Regions from separate parts of the Mus musculus genome. Here region 1 is linked to region 2. The links are chromatin loops, found by intact Hi-C in ENCODE. Cell type or tissue: left cerebral cortex. All regions are shown on one strand. Links, peaks and the distances in the headings refer to the core of each region. The heading gives the core; the rest is flanking DNA. Region 1 overlaps Slc2a13 (solute carrier family 2 (facilitated glucose transporter), member 13). Region 2 overlaps Slc2a13 (solute carrier family 2 (facilitated glucose transporter), member 13).

Region 1 (8,580 bases), core at 72-8,071, 67 kb after region 2:
CATTTTCATTGATTACATCCTTGTAATGGATGTATGTGTGCATGCATGAGATATTTAACAGTTATATTTTTACCAGAGATAATAAGTTATTCACTTTCCTGTCCTATTTGTTCACAACTTACATATACTGTAATTGAGTCCATCTCATGATCTAATTAGTCTCTTATGATCATTTGTCTCTACAGTTTACAAAGAACTGAAGCAGTGACTAAGTACCTCTCATATCCAAAATATCTGTCCTCCAAAGTCCTTCCAAACACCAGAATTCTATGCCTATTGAATGAAAAGCTTAGTGATATATATATTTAAAATATATGGATACTTATAAGAAACAGACACAACATGTCTGATATGTAAGAGCTTATGAAGCATGGCTATTCTAAATTACTTCCACTCATTATTCACCAAGTTACTATAAATGTTTTCAGAAAATAGTGATGAACAATTTTTCTAACACTTTCCTAAAAAGCACTATTCATAAATATTCTATTTAGAGGACTGTTGTAAAGTCCATTTACTATATTCGTGTGTGCCCATTTGGTTTTGTTTCAATGCAAAGAGGGAAGGAACTGATGAAAATGATGTCTGAGGGAGTTGAATAGTGTTACAAAGACCAAGGAATCAAATTTGGTTTTAACATAATAAAGAACTAACATTTAATATGCTCAAGGTATATTAGTTAGGGTTCCCTAGAGGAATAAACTTAGAGAATGAATCTATCTATATAGACAGACAGAGAGAGAGATAGATGGACAGACAGAGATAGAGGTCCAGATAGAAATACAGATAGAGATAGAGGTAGAGGTAGAGATACAGAGACACATATGGAAAGGGGTTTTATTAGAATGGCTTACTGGCTGTGGTCCAGCTAATCTAACAGTGACTGCCTACCAACAGAAGTTTCAAGAATATAGTAATTGTTTAGTGTCGTAATACACGAAGGAATGGAAACATCCGAAACCCGAATAAATATCTACTCCACTAAGGATAAAGCACTATTCTTTCTACCGAGGAAGAGGTCTAGTGTAGTCAACCTGCCAACAGGTTACTGGGTGGTCTCTGTCCCCACCCCACCCTCAACCCCCCATGAATGGCACCATATCTGGAACTCAGTATTGGTTTCTACTGTTGGAAAATTTGGCACTCAGCAGCAGCTGTAGCCAGGTCACCCTTGGGGATTTGGGATCCATGTTGTTGAGCCCATGCATAACTGGATCTTAGCCGCCATGGCCATTCCGTTCATGGGCCCATTGGGTAAGGAAAGGGATAGCCCTGGGGCACCCCATGGTTTGGAGACTAGGAAAGAAAGTGCTGCATCAGCCAAGGAGACGGATCAGAGGCAGCTGTTGATTCAGAAGTCAAAGCAGGAGAAAGTACTTCTGGAAGCTGGAGGTAGGGAGGAGAGAACGGAAGGGAAAGAGGGATGGAGAATGGAAGGGGAGAGGGAAGGGAAGAGAGTAAGAGTGAGAGGGAGGGAGAAGCGGGTAGAAAACATATGAACTACTGGTTCTCAGACTGTTCTCTGTTAGGCAATGTAGCAGAGCGATACTCGGTGTGTTTGCAAAGGGGTAGTGCCAGGAAATCTTGACACGAGCCATTCTTATCAGCTTCCAGACACACAGGCTACTCCGATTGGGAAGGGAGCTCAGGTGTTGACAGAAACAAAAGGGACTGGAACTTTAAGGGGCTTTTACATGAACTACCACAGGAACATTAGGTATGAACTAGATAAAGTGATGTGGAGTTTTAAATGTTGACTTGACAGTTTTCATTTAACTGTGAGTGAACTAATCCCTCTCATACCCTCCTCCCTCCCACCTTACATCTCTGTTTACCTCCCTTAAATTATATGCTAATGAAGAAGGTCCAATAGATATGAGAAGGTCACCTCTGTGTGGAAGAATAGGTAATTGCTTAAGGAGCAGGGTTTTCTGTGGACATAAAGAGACAGAATCCATCCAGCCTGGAAGAGGCTGACTTGTAACAACAGTTGGACTACAGAGGGAATGATCATAACCCAGGGACTTGGGAGTATGGATAGCCTTGGAGAAAGCTTGCATTTAAGGCTATCTATCACAAGAAAAGGATCCAGCCACAGTCCCTAAGATGGAGCACAGAAATGTTAGAGAAGAAACAAAATTACATAAGATGGAGACAAACAAGGGGGTGAAAGCTTTAAATAAGAATGAGCCTCAGTGCCCATAAATTGATGAGTGGATGATGAAAATGAGGTACATTTAAATTCAGGGGTGGATATTACCTTTTTAGGTGTGTGTGTGTTTCATTTCAAATACTTAGAGGCTAGTGACAACCATTGAAGTAGGAGGCTCAAAAAAAGGGAGAGAGAATGCAGCATTATAAGGGGATAATAGGCTATAATGGAACAAGAAGAATTACATTTATTTGTATATATTTATATATACATTAAAGTTTTTAATATAGTTATACTATGACAGGGGGATAATACTCCAACTAGACACTAAACATTCTCCACTCAATAAAACAAAGTACCTCGGAACCACGAGCATGTTACTTCATTTGAGTTAATAGAGAATAGGGATCCCAAAGGCTATTGGCCCTGCTCCTTGATACCCTCAAGGACCTGATATTAGGACCCTACTGTTGAAGATACAACTTATTTGAGATATAAGCATAGAGAAATCAAGTGGGTCGGGCAGTGGTGGCCCTCGCCTTTAATTCCAGCACTTAGGAGGCAGAGGCAGGTAGATTTCTGAGTTTAAGGCCAGCCTGGTCTAGAGTGAGTTCCAGGACATCCAGGGCTATACAGAGAAATCCTGTCTCAAAAAAACGAGAGAGGGAGCGAGAGCGAGAGAGAGCAAGAGAGAGCGAGAGAGAGCGAGAGAGAGCAAGAGAGAGCAAGAGAGAGCGAGAGAGAGCGAGAGAGAGCGAGAGAGAGCGAGAGAGAGTGAGAGAGAGCGAGAGAGAGCGAGAGAGAGTGAGAGAGAGCGAGAGAGATCAAGTGGTTACAGACCCCTACTGGCTTCCCTTGCAATGAACTGTAGTATTTAAACAAACCCTTTCTTCTTTCTTCTGTTGCTTACAGCCATGGCGTTCATCACAGCAACAGAGAAGCAAACTAGGTCAGAAGTAAATGTTCAGCGATGCATATGTGCCTATGATTTTGAGTTGCAAATAAATGTCACACCGCATTGTTACGTGCAAGCACTGGGTAGTTAACGTGTGATAGAAGCACTGTGCTTCCTACCGCGCTAAGGTTACAAAGCACAATAGCTCTTGCTTCAACGGTGACACCACCTTAAGAAATGTGAGTCACAGAAAAAAGCCCTGCTGTCAGAATGTCAACTTTACTTGGGAGCTCACTTTTGTCTTCTAATAGGGCTGAATACAGGACCTGAAATAGCTGCATTGTTAAAGAATCCCACCAGATTCCTCTTACGACAGCAATGAACCAGTCCAGGGACATATCTGCCCCCATGTGAAGCATCTGAGAAGAGGGTGGGAGGGAGTGCTGCTGCTTCACATCATCACACACTGCCATGCCTCCAGTTTTTACCAAATATAATTTATGACCATCATCGGGTATCTACGCAGATTGGTAGACTCAGAGAAATTAGGCAAGACTTGCCTAATTTCTTGCCTTCCATGAGTCTATATGGCAGATACTGCTCATCAGGCAGACCATGACGAGAACCACCCCGGGCCGGAATTCATCACCTGAGAGCCGAGCAACACATTTTCGCTCAAGTGCACCACAGGAAAAGCATCTACCAAATTCCATGACTCATGGAGGCCAGTCATGAGCTTTCATAAAAAAGTAAGTCAGTGCTCCTAATCTGCAATGGTTTTAAACTACAGTAAAAACGTAAGTGCAGCATTTTAGCTAAGATATTCTCACTGTGTACTTTCTACCCTACCAAATCTAAAACTAGTGTCTACCAGGAGATTTAACTAGTGTCTCTTAATGCTTTCTGGTCTTAGTGTTAGAAAATAACATCCACTTATGGAGAAAGCAATGCTGTCTTTCTAGCACAGCATTGAGACTGCATACAGTATACCATGTTATTTTCTAAAAATTATATATATATATATATATATATATATATATATATATTGGTTTTTTTCGAGACAGGGTGTCTCTGTATAGCACTGGCTGTCCTGGAACTCTCTGTATAGACCAGGCTGGCCTCGAAATTCGCCTGCCTCTGCCTCCCAAATGCTGGGATTAAAGGCGTGTGCCACCATGTCCGGCTATATCTATATCTATATCTATATCTATATCTATATCTATATCTATATCTATTTCTATTTCTATTTCTATTTCTATTTCTATTTCTATCTATCTATCTACCTGTATGTATATATGTATATATGTATATGAATATATATATATATATGTATGTATATATATATATGTGTGTGTGTGTGTGTGTGTGTATGTATGTATATATATATTTGCACTTTGAGACAGGACCTTACTGTTTCCTTGATTGGTCTGGAGCTATTTACTGATGTGAGCCTTGAGACCATGGAAATCCTGGTGTCTTTTATGTGCCAGGCTAACAGGCATGTGCTGCCACCCCCATGTTAACACTGGTGTGCAAAGAACCAGGAAGGAAAACCACGCGAACAGCGCAAGTAATTTTAGCTAAGTGACTGACTATGTTTCAGTTGGACAGCTGGGGTAAAGGAAGGAAACAAGAAGGTCAAAAAGAGGAGGCTAAGCATGAACTCACATTCATTCCACCCTAGGAGACTCGAGCAATGTAAACAAACTGCCCTTCCTCCTGGAAGGTCTGTCTTCGTGGTATAAGAGGGGATAAAGGCTCCAAGCAGCTATGTATTTCTTCAAAAAGTACAAAGCAAGTATGCAGCAATGTCTGCTCTTATGACCCCAGGCCCCAAAGTCCCTCTCCTTTCCACATACATGTCAGACTAATTTCCTGCAGAATCAAGGAACTGGTTAAACAGACCAGTTTTCTCCATTATCCTGAATGCCACTGCCATCCTCAGTTCTCAGCCAGGGAGGAAAAAATTTCAATGGACCGAACCTCTTCCAAGACTCAGCGATGCTTCTACCCTCGCTATATCAGGAGTAGTTAAATAACATGGCAAATTTTTGGAAAACTGGGTCGGAATGAATAAACCTGTGTTCTGCAGACTCATCTCAAGGGCAAGGTCAACATCATTTTAACAACTGTGCTCCACCTCCCATTACATCTGTAATTGTTCCAGCACTACCGCCCTAGCAGTGCTGTGCTCCGGACGCCCTCATGGCTTGCAAGCCTTCTTCTTTTCTAAGTATAGCTCGGATTTGGCAGTGTGGGCATCCGGAAGCAAACCTTGTTCTAACAGGGCTTATTTAGATGAGCAAGAACATTTCAAGCAAAACAGAAAGGATGCCAATAAACCACACACTACGCCAAGCCACTGCTTATTCAGGGCTGAGCTGCTACTTTTTATGCTTCCCCTGACAAAATGCCCACTACACTAGCATTCCTTATATGCCCAGTCAGTCATCCCTCAGCTGAGTTACTACCCTTCAAGAGGATCCATTTCTACTCTCTAGTGGTCTTACGACTACTGTCCAAAGACCGTGAAGCTAGGATTGGCATGATCCTGAAGCTCTGTGAACTCAGTGCTCACTGTAGATCCAATATTGCACAGAACTGACAAAAGGTCGCATCCAATAACTCTTTTACTTTAAACTTAGTTTTACAATAATATCACAGAAAATAAATTTACTATCACTATATATATATATATAATAAATTTAAAATCTAAAGTGAAATTACTGTTAAACAGGCTATTGTTGGCACTTTAGATCTTTCCTTTTATAAACTGGGTTTATTTCTTTTATGTGGAAGCACAAAGCACACATATACAGGTCAGAGGACAACCTACCATTATCAAGTCTTGTATCCACCATGTAGAATCTGAGGATCAAACTCAGGTTATCAGGCCTGCTGAACCATATTGCTAATCCTACATCTTTATTTATACATATATAAGAATTATATACAAAGTACTTTTGAAATTATAAATCAGGATTTTTTTCAAAGTTATATACCCTTGACTACATGTAATGATTTAAAACTACATATGGGTTTAATTTACATTTCATTTAATAATGTAAGAAGAAACCATCATTTTCTAATACAAGTTTGGCATCTAATATTTTAGAGAATTCCTGACTAATGAGTCTCAACTTAATTTCTAGAAGTAATTCAGTTACTTGCTTCAGCATTTTTCTTCAAAAATAACTGAGAGCACTTGGGTTTCACTTTTGTTAACAATACTAGAAGATTTTTTTAAAGACATGTTTTAATCAAGATAGGATAGAAATTTCTGACAAGATTAAATTACATTTAAAAAGAAATGGAAAAAGTAGATTATATTCTTGTACATTTCCTTCAAAGAATCACTTTATAAACAAGAAGATAAGTTCATTGCCTTGTAGTCTAACTCTGAATGCATTATGTTAAACATAGTATGTATCTAGAGTGCACAAATCCATTGGCTACAGATCCTTTAAACCAAGACTATGTTGACATGTATTTGTTTGTTTATTGTGTATGGGTGCCGGACATGTGTCATGTACAGGTAAGAGGACAACATGCAGGAGCATTATGTGGTTTCCAGGAATGGAACCCAAGTCATGAGACTTGGGGTTAAGCTCTCTTGCCTGCTGAGTCATATTACTGGTTCATCTATTAAGGAAATCTTTAAGTCAAAAGTTTTATTTAAATAAGCAGAGTCTGAGAAAGCACAAAGGAAGGATACTTTCCCAATATCTCCTGCAAGGTTCTAAATTACAGTCCTCTTCTTGGTCTTAAGGGACTTATATCCCAACAAATTCCCATTTTCGAGGTATGTCTTATTTCTTTGGAAGCATATGCCTGTCAGCTTACAAGTCCTTCTACCATTGTTTTGAAGGAAGTCTACCCACCTGCATTCTAGATAAAAAGCTGAGGCCCTGGGAAGACAAATGTTCAGTCTGTGTTGTTTATGAGGGACATAAATAATTATTATCTGTTCCCTTTTATTTTTGTAAAAACAGTGAAGCTAATTTTTCATTTCATATTTCAAAACACCATGTAAAGGAGACACTACACACACTTAGCTAAGACAAGTGTTTGCAGAGGAATAAATATATATTCCATAGACCATGCAGAGCCCACAAGAAGAAGACAGAGACTTCTGCTACTTACCATGATAGCTCAGTGGCCAATAAAAATTTGATTTAATCTCATTTGAAATTCACTCTTGGCTTGCATTCTTTCTTATATTTAATTTAGAAAAATTAAGAAATGCCCACCAACTTTATCCCATAGTCACAATTCTGCCTTGGAAAATTAGCTTATATCTTCCTGTTTTGAATAGCCGTGGGTTGCTTGCATTTTGATGCTAATTCGTCTCTCCTGGGAAGGGTTGAAAACTAATGAGTAACTCAGGTGACTTCTTGTGCATAAGGAGCCAATCACTGGGCAAGTAGGTGGGACTTTGGGGATGGACAGAGGAAGAGAGGAAGCAAAACAGAGTCAGGCCCTTTTTGGACAGGGATAGCTTGAGGACAAGATGTAACTCCAAGTGTCTCCTGATAGATCCACCACTGGAGGATTTAGATTCAATAAGGCTTACAAGATTAGGGTTTTAATTGTTGTGCCCAACGATTGAATTACCATTATTTCTGAGCTAAGTTTGTGTTGTGTTTTCCTTCACACAGTGGCTCATCTGGGTTCAAGAGGGAAAGGTACAGAGGCAAAGCATGGGTTTGCCTGATGTGCACCACAAAGGTCATGGGGACTTTAAAGCTGAGGGTTGGCATGGTAATGACCCTCCAGAGGGAACCTAGAGAGCTGGGTAGAGTCTCAAGGAGATAAAAACAGGTCACCCATTGCCTGCCAGTACATGGCTGGCCAGGTCGGTGGGGCAGAGAGCAGGTTCTTGGAGTTTTTAAAAAAATATTTCCCACAACATCTTCCTATGGGAAAAGAACAGGTAAACATATCACCAAACATTAATCAGTTAATATCCCTCAAGTTTAAGAGTAGAATTAATCAGTGAATGTTACTTATAACCAAAATGAGATTATTCAAGCATCAGTAATACTTTAAAATGTGATCACTTGTATAGTGTAAACACACATGTGCATATGAACACATGAACTCACATACCTACTACCTACTACCTGTAACTTCCATCATATACCTACTACAAAAGGAACATCCCAGGACCAAAGGCATCCACATGGCTAAAGACCCTCAAGGGAATATAATTACAAGGCCAGGGCAATATGACACCTCCAGAGCATAGCTACCACTCTACAGTAAGCCCTGGATACCCTAACACAACCAAAGCACAAGAAAAGGACCTTAAATACAATCTTATAAAGATGATAAAGACATTTAAAGAGGAAATCGATAACTCTTTTAAAGAAATATAGGAAAATACAATCAAACAGGTATAGATCTTTAAAGAGGGAACAAATAAATCTCTTAAATAAATACAGGAAAATACAATTAAGCAAGTGAAATAAATAAATAAGACTGTACAAGACCTGGAAGTGGAAGTAGTAGCAATAAAGAAAATGCAAACTGA
Region 2 (8,580 bases), core at 425-8,424:
TGCATCCTGCTCACTGCCCCCTCCTGGTCACCCCCTCCCACAATCCTTCCACCATCTATCCCTCCCTTTCTCGTTGGAGAGGGTGTCCCCCACCCATGGGTATCCCTCCACCCTGGCACATCTAGTCTGTGCGTAACCCTTGAGTTTTTAAAGACTGATTCATACTACGTATCTCAGAGCACATCCTCTCTCTGACTGTGGAGGGCTGGGGATTACAGGCCTGCACCACCACACCGTGCCTGAGAGCTGTGATACTTTCCGACAGACACAGAGGTAAGTTTTCCATGTGGCCATAGAATGGCTGCGATAGCTCTCAAGCTAAAACCTCCTTTTTCCTTTAATAACAAGTCACGAAAGGGTCCTGGAAACAAGGACACACTTGAAGAATAGGTCTGTCTTAAAAGCAGGCGGCCTTGCTGGTCTTTTGGGAAGCAGAACTGGCCATAGGATGATCTTGTTCTCTGAACTACTGACTTCCTAATGAAGAATTACTCCCTGGAAACGCTGCTCCAAGAATCTCTGCCTGGCTGTTCTGGCCATTTGCCATAGTTCCCAGCTGCACCGTGCCTTCCCAACAGCCCATGATGCTGCTCATCCAAGCTGTTCGGTGTGCCGGGAGCCTGGCAGCGTCCCTCTGTGGGAAGCATGGCTGCAGATGACTACTTGAAAATAAAACTCAACCCCAGGCTGAATATATCATCTGGCTTTCTAATCGGTTTCCAGATGAGTGGCTGCTCTCAGTGGCTCCCCCCCCCCCCCCCCCCGCTCATTTCTGCAAACATGGTTTAAGAACTTGATATTTAAGTAAGAACATGATCTTGATCCTTTGGAATAGAAGTAGGTGGATGCATGTGAGTGCATTTTCAATATCGTTAGTCCCACAAAAGCTGCTGATTCTACGGTATGATACTATTCTTCAGAGAAGCCTATGGATATTAATATTCTAAGACATACCGAACATAAAGAAATCTCAGGAAACAATCATGACTATCCTTTAGCCAACAGAAACAAGACTTCTTTTTCAAACTCTAGCAGGTATTTGCACGGTAGCAGGCCTATATATTAAAATAATCATAGCAAGCTACTCCCCAGGGCAATCCAGTCCACTCTCACTCATGGTGAGCTCCATGTTGAACCTTTTATTTAATATCCTCGTTTTAATTAATAATAGCTTCCTTTAGGTTACATTGTATGTTGCACAAACAGAAACTCATAGTTCTCAAAGTGAAATGAAGCAGCCATTTGTATACAAAATCATTTACATAACACACCCTAAAATCTACAACTACCATCATGGTAACTGAACAAATTTGTGGCAAGAAAAAAAAAATCCCCAATGCTGGAGAGTTTCTTATTCTTGCCCATAAGGAGCTGATATGTGTTTTGCCTGAGACTACCCCACTTAGCTTCTGCTTGGGTCACACTCCCATTCCTCAAAGCAGACCATCAGCTTCAGGGCTGATTTCCTGTCTGTAAGAAGGAACTGAAGCTCAGGGCAGACCTGAATTCCTACTCAACCACACCCATGATGTCTGTCATCTGAAGGTGATTAGCTGAAATATGGATCTCACTGCTCCTGATATGGACTGCATTTATATGCAAATTCACACACACACACACACACACACACACACACACACACACACACACACCATACTCAGGAACACCCACTAAGTATGCAAAGCAGCAGGTAATTTCCCAAAGGTTTTATCTTAACTGGAAGAAATAGTTTCATTTCACCAGTTTCTAGGATAGTTAAGCCCCCCCCCCCCCTTCGGTCTGCTGGAACTTTGTTGCTGGGCAACCAAGAGGAGAAGGATAAGAGGGCGGCAGGAAGTCTCAGTTGTATTATTCAGGCCAAGCAACTATTAAGTCAGTTACTAAAACTTGTATTAAGGTGAGCAGCATTTAAAAGCACAGGGTTCCGCTGTCTTCTGGGACGATTTTTAATTAAAGGTCCATAAAGGTTCATCATGATGAACTTTTCTTCCCTCTCTCGTCAAATAGGAAACTAGACATGACAGTTATGAGGGACAACAAGCTGTCTCATTTAAAAGTGGCTTTGCTGTGCCCGTTAGAAAATAAAAATGAACATTTACCTATTTTTTATACCATTAACTTTTGTTGTTGTTCGGTGTTTTGGCTTTTGGAGAACAGGCCCCACTCTCTAGCCTAGGTTCTCCTCAAGCTCCTTCAACGCCCCTGCTAAGTGTACCACAAACAGGGGTTTTTGTATCTTAGCTTTCTCCTTTTGTATGTAATAAGTTATTCCATGGGGAAAATTAGGCAAATTGAAACATAAATCAGGGTTATATGTGCTTTAGTATATTATATGGCTTCCTAAAAATGCTTAATTGGTTGTAGCTATTAATTACATTTTAATAATCTTTCAGCATTTTCTTCACATTTTACACAATATATAAATGAGCCTTTAAGATAAGAAAACCATCCCGTCTTACAGCTTTTACAGGGAGAGGTATGTATTTAGCCTGTCAATTATTTATAAGTTCAGAAAGGCATTTGCACCCACTCAAATATCCCAGTCAGGACTTCCCCACAGATAGAGACTTTGGTCAAAGAAGAGGAAGGATGCAAAAGTCTGATTTACTTTTTAGGATGGGAAAGAAAAAAAAAATCAAAACCAGACCGTGTATAAAACGCAGGAAGAGAAGGAAGGGGATTCTATGGGGCAATGCAGAGCTGTACATGGCAGATGATATAGTCTGAACAGCTGTATGTGTGTGAGCCCTAAGTTAATCAGACTTGGGCTATCCAAATGAGATTTAAAAACTAACAATAATTATTTGTTCAAGAAATTGAGGATATTAAATAGTGAGTAACTCTTGAGGGGGGTGAAGGTAAATTACACTCGGTATAGAATGACTAATATTTACATATTTTCCACACATGGAAATCTCGAGCATGACAGAGAATAGGGAAGAAACTATTTAATGCTCCCTTTCACAGAGAGATGAAAGACTTTTGTAAAATCCCTTTCTTGTGCACACACGGCTGTGGGGCCAAAATGCATGGTGTTTCCCAACCTCTCGAATTCTGCTGCCAATCATTTCTCTTTGCTTCTAAGTTCTATCTTAAAGAAGCTTTTCCTTCTGAGATGGGCTTATTATATCAAAAAGATGGGGTTTATACTCACACTAACAAAAGTCACCTAATAAGTGAATACACCTTTTATTTCTCAGCAACATAGTAAGAAAGATAACTCCCTCTTACATTCCTTGAACTTGAAGCTCTTTGGTTTGACTACTGTATTACATGTCAATGCAATATGCACATGTAAACATGGTTCTGTTCAATGTAGTGTTACAATAGCATGACATAGGAAGGCTGGACATGCATGTTAGATATAAACATGTGCAAGAAATTAAATCAAAGCCCAAAACTGACTCTAAAACTACAGGCAGGTATTCATGTAGGAAGATTTTGAAGACAGAAATGTAGTGAGTATGATATACTTCCTATCTGTGAGTTCAGAGGGATCTAGGCCAACAGGTCTGGAATTGAACCTCCTCTTTAGCTGCACTGTGGGATAACTTTCTTCATCTCTCTAACACAGTGGCTCCCAACCTTCCTAATGCTGTGACCCTTTAATACAGTGCTCCCTTGCTAAAAAGAGGGAGTTTTAGTTCCTCTACTATCCCTCCTCATCCTCTCCTCCCCCACATCTTCCACTACCCCTCCCCCTTCTCTCAGACCACATTGTACTAGTGGGTGTGCCTTTCAGGGCCATCCATTAATGGAGCTTACCGGATTCACAGCTGGGTGAGACTAATGCTAACTTTTCTCCTCCTCCAGTATGGTGCTTAGCACCCTCAAGCCTTGTGAAGGTAGCCAGCAGCTTCTAGGTATCAGCTTGATTACCTCATGAATGGAGTTTATGGTGTCTTTAGCATTAGATTCTTACTGTCAAGTTCTACAAGGTAACCAAGAGCATTAGAAATATCTTGTAATGCTTGTGGGTCAATGGAACTTCATTGGTAAACAGTTTCAGGAGAAGTAACCTATTCCTAGAGCTGGGCTTTTTTTTGTTAGCCTGTTGTGTAGTAGGGGCACTGTTACCCTGTTACAGATAACACCGTTTAACTCTTTTTACTTATATGTACTGATATAGTTTAGGAAGCTGATACAGTAGTAGTTTTCCATCTGATTTTTTTTTAAAAGGACCTATTGTTTTTTTTCGCCACCAAGTATTACCCCCGCTACTGTCCTTTCTCCACCAAAGGTTATATAACCACTATCCGGACTCCTGTGAGTTCCAAGTGAGGCTCTGATACACAAAAAGAGACTGTTTGAATTTTTCCGAGAGAACATTGCTTGTGAATATGAATGTGCCTGCCTTCCATTACGTAGCTATTCTTTTCTGTGCTCTTGCACACCATATGTCACAACAGAGGAAATCAACAACCCTGGGAAGCCACGGAACACATCTGACAGCTGCAGGACTGGCTGATTCACGGATGGTGACAGAAAAACATTCACCACAACTGGGGACACAAAACGTGTGGACTTTAATGAGCCTGGCTACGGGGGGAGAAAAAAACATGTCCAACAACTTCTATTTTAATTGGAAGTGTCATCTCACAGAGCTGCTGCGAGTCTCGCACTATACTTTGTTATGGGTTCCTCAGAAACACCGCACATGGCAGGATACACACGCAAATGTCGGCCTTGGCAAGAACTCAGACCGAAATAACAATGGCATTTTGTCCTTTTCGGAAACTGCTACTGCCTCTTTATCTAACTGTGGGACGTTTGGCTCATCACTGCTATTCCGATACCCTCCCCATTTATAAGAACTATCAAGTTTAATTATTTTGTTGTTGGTCATTAAATGCAAACACTATTTCGGCTCAGTAATTGTGGGTTACTTATTTACTATATGTACATATGGGCATGCATCTGTCTGTGTGAATTTATGTGCATCGCATGTGTGTAGGGGCTTTGGCAGGTCCGAGGGAGTTAGATGCCTTGAAACTGGAGTTATAAGTAGTTGTGAGCCTCTTTTGGAGGGTGATGAGAACCAAACGGGGCTACTCTTCAATAACGGCGGTGTACTTAACGTGTGAGCCGTTTCTCCAGCTTTTAGTCTTGACTTCAACTTGTTTTCTGATTTGCGATAATTATATCCAGTGAAAACTGGAGAGCAAAGAATAACTAACTACAAGGGGGATTTCTTTGCTTTTATTTGACATATACATAAACATGTAAATATATATGTATATACACACATAAATATTTGATATATATCATATTTATATAATATTATATAAATTATATAATGATTATATATTGTACACACACATATATTATTCATGGGCATATATGTACAACAGAAATACAGACATCAGAGAAATGTCAGGAAGCTATACCTATGAAGTCTCACCAAGATGAATGCCAAAACAAGACCTGAACAAGGATAGCACTAATAGACTTGCTAACATGGAAGGGGAACGTTCTGGAGGCCTCACCTCTAGACAAAGAACTACAGGCAGGTGAGGAATGCTGACATCAGGAAAATCAGACTTCCCCAGGGAAAAGCACACCAATTGTTTACATAGCACCAAAAAATCAGCCCTGAAAATATACAATAAGTAGCAACATACAGACGAAGTAGATTATCTCTATTTATTTAGGTGAAGACACACACATGCACACAGACAGACAGACAGACAGACACACACACACACACATCAATTAAGGAAAAAGTGACCTTGAATTTGAGAGGGAGCATGAGGCAGAGGTACATGGCAGAGCTTGGAAAGGAAGTGGGGAAATGATATAATTATAATATAACTCAAAAAATTAAAACATCATGAAAGAATAAAGTAGATAAGACTGGATATCTGAAGGTTGTTCAATATATTCCTAGAGACCTGTATGGAGTGGCAGTCGAAAGTGTGAGCATCGGGCTGAAGTCACAAAGTGCTCTCCATTATGACAGAACCTCAAGTTCACATTAACAGCCAACTCACTGATGCACACATTAAACGAGGGCAGGAAAAGCCTAACAAAGAAATGCCAAGTGCCCTTTTCAATTGTGCATGCAGTCAGAACAGGGATATATTGGCCGACACAACCCTCAGGAGTCAATCCCACCCTAGCACAAGGTCAGAGGTCAACTGCATAGATAGATAGATAGATGCCTTTGAAAAAGAAACTTGTATGGAGAGTTTGCAAACTTAGCTCAGCAATTTCCTACTGCCATGCTTCACTGGGAGGTTTAAATTAGACAGTGATGGATGTTTGAGTGTTAGGCAAACAGTGCCAGAGTTTAAAACCATAAAAACAAAGCTGTTTCATCAAAGTGACAACCGAGGCCATTGCTAAGTTAAAAATAACCGTGTAATAGCTAATTCCAGGAGTCCGACGCTGGAAGGAGACTTCGCAACTTGAGGATTGCACAAGATATAACAAGCTCAACGACTCCATCTAACAAACAAACTTCTGATTCACAGCCCAGTTTTGATGGAAGAAAAAAATTAAGATTTGACTACTTACCTTAAATCAAAAGACAAAGAACACTCATTATTCCTGCCCAATTGAATTTTGTCATCAAAGGAGGAAGGACTACTGTCACTGAGGATCCTTGAAACATCCTCCCTTGAGAGCTAGAAACAATTTTAAGCCAGAAGTATCACACTAGTGTAGGTGCAAAGAGAAATCTTACACCAAGAGCCACGCCAACTTCAGAAGAATAAGTGATGGATGATCTTTAAGTTACAGGCTGTCTCAGGTGAGCCTCATCAGAGCAGGACTCTGCAGAGAACATCACGGGACACCATTAGACCAGAGATTGGATGTCCCTCTTGCTATGTTGTCATGAATAACTTTTCGGAGAAAGTGCCTTTTGTGCTAAGGAAAGTGAAAATGAGTTAACACCAACCCGCTTCTGCTGCAGTGAACACATCCGTTCTGAAGCTCTGTCCTTCACTGCCAGCTTAACTTTAGAATTACGTATGCCCATACTGTACCCAATGGCCTTCCAAAGTAAAATGCCACTAATGAGACGAGACAGAAAACAAACAATGGAAGAAACGTGAGCCACTTTATAAATTACCTTTGCATTTGTTAACTGTTTTCTAGGAACAGCAGCTCATACACGCCTGGCGCCCAGGGCTGCCCCAGCTCTCAAGCTATTATGTATTTAAAAGTAACCTGTGTCTCCTGGGAGAGCAGCCAGTGCTCTTAACTACTGAGAGACCACTGCAGCCCCTGGAGATTGGAATTAAATTCGTGTAAAACTGATGCCCTTATCCTCCCTAAAACCAACTGCACATCAGCAACTGCACCGTAGTCTCTCTTGATCCCTCATCTCTGGCCTCCCCAGAGTTCTGCTAGCATTGTGGCACTTCTTTCTGCACCCTGCATGCTCTCAACTCTCCAGGCGGAGTGCTGTCCACTCCTCAGAGCCTACCGCCTCGATCCGTTCTTAGTGAGGGAACATCTACCTGATGGTCTCTCCTTCTGACTCTTCTGTCGTCTGGTCCATGTTTTATTTTTCTCTGCACCATTGATTACATTATGAAACAAGTCGGTCATTCTGTAACTCTACTGACACAACACCCATAGAAAGAAAAAGCTACACGATGCATCCTATACACTGAGGATCAAAGGACCTTGCCCATTAAACTCTGCTCTACCCAGGTGGACGCACACGTACACATTACTAATTACATCTAAGCAAGATGCAATTATTATAATTGTTTAAGTGAGGATGATACGCTAAGATACTTTTAATGGTACGAAACGGACACTAAACTTACTTTTAGGAGCTGTGCTCTTAAACTTTTGAAACTTTTCCTGGGGAAACCCGAACAAATGTCTACTTGCTCCAGAGAGGGCACCAACACCAAACCAAAGTAACAACTCAAGTGAAATCCAATTTGGTGAATCAATAAGTTTACTGGACTCAGTTACTGGAGCACAACTAGGGGATTAATTATAGCAGTATCTATGACTCACAGGCAGCTGCATCATCAGAGAGCATCCTCCCCAGTCATGGGTGACCAGTCCCCAAAGGCAATCCTGGACTTCCATGCATGACATGTAGGTAGCTCAGGTGGTTGGAGAGTCTCCTAGTCCCAGAAGTTGTTACTACTTACACAACCATAGGGGAAAGGATTGTGAATCCTTTATGTTTCAGGTACTTCCTGAGTTTGCTTACATAATGAGTCTTAGGGAACGTCCCTCTAGAAATAAAAGTTTCATTTCTGAGAGAATTGTTACACAGCACCCAACCTCATTCTTAATGACAACTTCATGATGCTCCCTGAGCCATGGAGAGGATGATTATAAATATCTAATTATTTTCTTCCACCTATGGCTGAATATTTGAGCCACTGTGCCATAGAGATAGTAACTTAGACTAAGGATCATGGCTAGCCACCAGCCTCAGCAGTGTAAGACCCATTGTGAAGAAAAGGTCCCTTCCACGACTGGAGGCTAGGATCAACAGTGATGAACATAAGCACAAATGTCCAGAAGACAGCTTGACAGATCACATTCATTCATGAGAACGTTAGCACCGAAAGCCTATGACCTCCTCAGCCTTGTGCTTTTCCC

Evidence for each region. Peaks named below come from ENCODE experiments on the same cell type or tissue, not always from the same donor. Only the 100,000 strongest peaks of a DNase experiment are listed, where the experiment ranks them.
Region 1: a loop joins it to region 2, with 5 times the contacts of the local background. A loop is called at or near these places in 3 of 42 quality-filtered maps.

What each region holds. Positions count from the first base shown.
Region 1 is chr15:91,440,273-91,448,852 of GRCm38, forward strand. All of the region lies in intron 3 of Slc2a13 (solute carrier family 2 (facilitated glucose transporter), member 13), which reads right to left. Among named protein-coding and RNA genes, the nearest start is that of Slc2a13, 130 kb to the right of the region's middle. In left cerebral cortex, for the core only: no CTCF peak of the experiment used is centred there; DNase peaks (open chromatin) are centred at 3,466, 4,641 and 5,313; H3K27ac peaks cover 3,484 bases.
Region 2 is chr15:91,372,821-91,381,400 of GRCm38, forward strand. The region is part of intron 4 of Slc2a13 (solute carrier family 2 (facilitated glucose transporter), member 13); the gene reads right to left. Among named protein-coding and RNA genes, the nearest start is that of CN725425, 180 kb to the left of the region's middle. In left cerebral cortex, for the core only: no CTCF peak of the experiment used is centred there; DNase peaks (open chromatin) are centred at 586, 4,508 and 6,934; H3K4me3 peaks cover 527 bases; H3K27ac peaks cover 100 bases.